2 separate regions of the Homo sapiens genome follow, and region 2 is linked to region 1. Evidence: chromatin loops called from intact Hi-C (ENCODE). Cell type or tissue: PC-3. All regions are shown on one strand. Links, peaks and the distances in the headings refer to the core of each region. The heading gives the core; the rest is flanking DNA.

What was found. Peaks named below come from ENCODE experiments on the same cell type or tissue, not always from the same donor. Only the 100,000 strongest peaks of a DNase experiment are listed, where the experiment ranks them.
Region 2: a loop joins it to region 1, with 1.8 times the contacts of the local background. A loop is called at or near these places in 1 of 110 quality-filtered maps.

What each region holds. Positions count from the first base shown.
Region 1 is chr7:26,704,171-26,706,978 of GRCh38, reverse strand. The region is part of intron 9 of SKAP2 (src kinase associated phosphoprotein 2); the gene reads left to right. Among named protein-coding and RNA genes, the nearest start is that of LINC02860, 68 kb to the right of the region's middle. In PC-3, for the core only: no CTCF peak of the experiment used is centred there; a DNase peak (open chromatin) is centred at 1,208; H3K27ac peaks cover 505 bases.
Region 2 is chr7:26,770,809-26,773,616 of GRCh38, reverse strand. The region is part of intron 4 of SKAP2 (src kinase associated phosphoprotein 2); the gene reads left to right. Among named protein-coding and RNA genes, the nearest start is that of SKAP2, 92 kb to the left of the region's middle. In PC-3, for the core only: no CTCF peak of the experiment used is centred there; no DNase peak of the experiment used is centred there.

The DNA of each region.
Region 1 (2,808 bases), core at 82-2,581:
CTTAATGCTATTTAGGATAAAAATTACATTTGTATATACAAAGAATTACTCAAAAATTAAATCAAATAGAGATCCATCCAGACCCAAATGTACACTTTGGTTTTATAAGCTAAGACTAATACATATTTGCATTTGAAGTCATGTTAAATTAGGTTAATGTGGTTACTTTAGAATATATCTTTAAAATGGGGCTGGCATTTCAATCAGCTGAAGTCCTAATTTAAATAACCTATTTTATTCTGTGTGCTGATCAATCATTTTCTCCCCTAGAAAGTCAAACCAGTTTTTGCACTTTTCATTTGTAGAACTTACATGACATAAACATTATGTGACAGAAGTTGCTTGTTATTAAGAGAGAGAATATCATCTCAAAGAAACTTGTCATCTGGAAACAGGAAAAATCACATGAAGTAATTTTATTTGTATCATGGCTTTTTCACTGTTCGCTACATTTGTGACAGCTGATTTTATATTAAATATTAACAATATTCTGTTTATACTTGAATCTGCTGCAGTAGGATATAGATTTTACTCAGAATATTCCTGGTTGGAAAGAAGACTGTTCAGTTAAATGAGACACGTGAGGGCTAGTTATAAAAAAAACATAGATATTATATAACTAAGAAAATAAAGCTACCACTTTGATGTCAAAATTTGGTGCCAAAAGTTTGAAGTTTTACTTTACCCTTGACTCTTATAAAATTTTGTTTTGGGAGGTCAAAATTAGGAAAATATTGGCAATTTCATTTTATTCAAACTAATAAAAACACTTGTTAGCTATGGGTACATGTGTTAGAGAGTCATGGATATTAATATAAATAGTATGATTATAATGAATGAGTTATGGAGACAGTTAATCTATTTGTTAGAAAGAGTTATTGTTGGACTTTGGTAACCAAATAGGGTTATATTTCTCACTTTTAATAACACTTATACAATAAAAAACATTGATATATTTTGAGTTTCTAGCAGCAGAATGTCTTATTTGTTAATTTTAAAATAATTTTGGCAACATCTACTTTAAAAAAAGCCTAACTGAATTGTGTTGAATCTTTTGTGAAGTGTGTATGTATGTCCCTATGATTTGTTTTGTTTTGATTTTAACTTTTCAATATATGAAAATACCCATGAGACAGGCTCCTGCTAAATTTTTGGCCACTTTGTCATCAGAGCTATGAGTGTACGTTGTCAGTTGTTTAAACATTGTTGAATCCACTGTGGGTTGGCAAGAAGCATCTGGGAGCCAGACTTTTCCTGTGGACACATGCCAAGTAGTGTATTGTATTTCCTCACTAAATTGAACTATACTGAGATAATTTTTCTAGTTGAGTTTTTTTAATCCAGAAATTATTTTCCAAAGCTAAGTAAAGGGTCATATGATAAAGTTGTTTATAATAAAACCGCCTGAATTCTTTAATCACTGCTTGATAACTACTTTTATTTAGCTAGAATAGGTGTAAATAAGTCATGCAGTTAAACTACATTCAGATAGTTAACATTATGCTCTTAAGTAGACTGTTCAGGAAAGTGCATATGTCATTTTGTGTATTCTCTTTAAATCAATGATTTACTCTAAGCAAGGACAATAAACATTGAATGATCCCTTAATTAAGTACTATGGTTGGGCTTGCCATTAAATTTACATGTTTGATTGCATTATTTAATTAGATGGAAATAAAATCCCAAATTGCATTTTAATATACATAATTATGGCATAACATTTATTTTAACTAAAAGTGCTAGGAAAAGTTTATAAAATCTCATATTTAACTTTAAAAAAAATCAGTTGTTATTTGGGGATGAGAAAACAAGAAAGTTTCGTCATACTGGAAAATAGGCTAGAGGCTAGTTTTGGAGCTCTGGCACTGCCTAGACCCTAGGCCCCTAAGGTGGCAGGGATTTGTCCTCCCAGAGTGGATAAATTTACTTCATCTGCTACTCTGGGACACTGTGGGTGAGACCTTAAAAAAGTAAGATCTGGTTTGCCTGCCATGTACATTAAAAATATTCTGGCTCTTTTACATAAGAGCAGACATTTTGTTGATGTTGGCTTTATTTCTGGAATCCAAGTAAGAGAAACTTTGTAAATGAGAGTTCAACCTATCCCTTTAGGGGGCCAAAACTGAGCAAGTGTGTTGGTTTTTGAGCTCAAATTTTTATTCTTACGTACTTTGAAGGACAGCAAATGCTATTTTGCAAGAATGAGCATCAAGACCTCCATCAGATGAGTTTTACATGCCTAACCTCCCCTTCTTCCCCCTGCAGGTTCTACCTTGCTTCTTTTGGCAGCCCCTTTCTACAGAAATATACTAGTTCTAGCACATCTTTTCTCTTCAGCCATTATAACCTATTTTATCATAAATTAGTCTGTATGTCAAGAAGATATCTCTTACATTAGAATTGAAAACTTCTTAAAAACAATTCTGAAAGTCTGTGCACAGCCACTCATAGGTACGTGGAAATTCATATTTTGAGAGTGCCATTCTTTCGTATTACGAAAAGTGCTTTAATTTGCTGTATTTTTCATGTCTTACTGCAGTCATATCTGGTAAGAAACTATAGCTATCTTATTCAGGATTAATCAATCTTCTTAGGCTCCTGGCTAGGATTGAAGCTGCTCTCAGCCCTGCTTGCTTCAGGGCTTAGCCTAACTCTGTTTTTTCATCACATTTAGTCTCTGGGAGGGAGGTGATGGGAGATGATTTTTCCATTTGCAAGCTGCCTTTCAACTGGAAGAAAAATGGAAGGGGCAAATGCCAAGTTTTTCACTTTCTGTGGCCATTACAAACATGACTTGTCTCCTGTTTT
Region 2 (2,808 bases), core at 47-2,546, 67 kb before region 1:
CATATTATTCTGAAATAAAGTTATCAGAAATTGAAGTTAGGAGGTTTAGTTGGAGAAGAAAAAGGGAGAAATTGTGGGAAGGTGCCTAGCACTTTATCCTGCTATCCAGTTGTAGAATCGCTTTATTAAACTGGCATTTGTTGATGTTCCTTTGGAAATGTATTAGCTGGAAGATGCAGAATGAATGTAACTGAGAAAAGCCTGTAACATACCAAGAAATACCTAAGGCAAATGCTAACTTAATACAAATTATCTTGCCTTCATCCTCAGAAGGGCAATAAATCTCAATTCCGATAACCAGCAATGGGAAAAAAGAAGGTTTTCACCTTTATATCCTCAATGGAGAGATAGGAAGAGAAAAATGTAAAATGGCATCTCATTCTAGTCTTCTGATATCCTCAGCCAATCTGTAAGTAACAGCCACAGTAAGGGTGCATGCAGTAATGTTGTGTGGCTGCTAGTTGTAGACCTACATAATTACATGCCTGAATTAGCTCATTTGTTTCAGGGAGTTTAAAATGAGTTTCAGTGCCAAACCATGCAGAGTGTATTTCTGGAAAATATCATCTTCATCTTATGTGGGAATGTATTTTATAGATAACAGACTGGATCTTCAAGACCATCACTGGATTTATCTAATAAAACTACATAAAGGCAGGTATAACAGAGTTAGCGATCTCACTGGACTCAGCCTTATTGTAAGAATGTAAAATTTCCCATTAGTGCTAAAAGTTTATTAATTAAATATTCCAGATTCTATGAACAGCAGAATGAACATGTATAACTCTAAAGTGATATTTTATAACTTCCACCAATTAAAGTTACAGGCCATAAAAATACTTGGTTCCCACAAAACAAACACACACGTGGATTGAGTTTCACTTGGAATTTTTTGTGACCATTTGAATGTTTGCCAAATGCTTTGTAAAGTGCTGCATACAAGCACTATTCACAATAGCAACTACATTGAATTAATCTAGATGCCCCTCAACAGTGGACTGGATAAAGAAAAGGTGGTACGTATATATCAGAATACTATGCAGCCATAAAAAATGATATCATGTCCTTTGCAGCAACTTGGATGCAGCTGGAGGCCATTATCCTAAGCAAATTAACACAGGAACAGAAAACCACATACCCTATGTTCTCACTTGTAAGTGGGAGCTAAACATTGAGTACACATGAACACAGAGATGAGAACAGGAGACAGTGGGGCCTACTTGACTGGGGATAGTAGGAGGAGGGTGAGGGTCAAAAAACTACCTATTGGGTACTATGCTCACTACGTGGGTGAGGAAATCATTTGTACACCAAACCCCAGTGACACACAACTTACCCTTGTAACAAACCTACACATGTACCCCCGAACCTAAAATAAAAGGTGAAAAAACAAAGTGCTGCACACCAAAAAATTCAATATGCTTTGGTTTTTCTGATATTTATATAGTGTTTATTGACTTAAATGAAAGTTTTATTTCCTTCTGAGGGAAAAATTTGCCTTTATAGCTCACCATAGTTATTACAATTTGGCATAAAAATTAAAATTAATCTTTTGGTATAAAGTATAATCCCCATAGTACATGTCTGTATTTAATAACCATTATTTATTTAACATGCATTTATTAAATAATGATCTTCCAGGCGATAGGAATAGGAAGATGAATAAAACTTTAGTGGTCCTGCCCTCAGATAGTTTGTGCCCATACCTGCCTATGTCCAAACCCGTTTGTTATTCAGTATAACTTTCTCTTGGCTGGTTTTCTGGTATCATCTTTTAGCTACATATTCAAAGAATAACCTGCATAAAAGTGCATCAGCTTTTACTTTGACCATTTTATTTTCTATAAAAATATTGATTTTTGCTTTATACACAATAGTTATTGTTTTCAAAATCTACTAAATCAGTGGTACTTTTGTCAGGTTCATACATTTATTAACCAACAGCTTGTAAATTCCTGTTTTATAGGTAAAGAAAGTAAATATTAAATTGCAGACATAAAGACAGCTATATAAATATGAATATTTTATTAAATTATGTAAGTATATACTCTTCTACTTATTACACAAGCATGCATATTCCTATAACATACTATATAAAATATACATATGCAGCTGACTCCGGCCTAGATTTTGTGCCTATCCACTGGTATCACAAGTTCACTATAACTTTGTGAATATCAGTTACATCCCCTACGTATCATTAGATGTACAGTAGATAGGTCTTATTGGATTCAACTTGTTGACTTCTCTTCCCTTTAAACCAAGGCTAAATTTGGACAACAGTTCAAATTTGTTTTTGTTGTCAAGTCTGGAAGAAAAGTTTTAGAAACCAGGCTCTTTGATTACAATAGGCGAGTGTACCTTTAGGTTTGAGTCCTAGACTGATTATCATCTAAAACCTTTATTATCACTAGCTACACCTAGGGAAAGGTGGCATATTAACAAGTTGTAACACTTATCTCACAGGAACAATACTTGCTTTGCTTTTGTTGGATGAAATTTATACCATACCGTCTAATATAAACAATAAGATAAAATGACTGCTGTGTTATAGATCATAACTAGAAGGTTCCTGAGAGGAGTTATAATTTTATTTCCTTTGAAATATTATTAAGTAAGACTTATCTAAACAGTTGTTATACTTGTCTCCACTTTTAGTTTTTTTTTTCTCAGACATGTATAAAAGTTATGTAGTAGGATTCCCAGGCAAGATGGCCAAATAGGAACAGCTCCGGTCTGCAGCTCCCAGTGAGACCAATGCAGAAGGCAGGTGATTACTGCATTTCCAACTGAAGTACCCAGCTTATC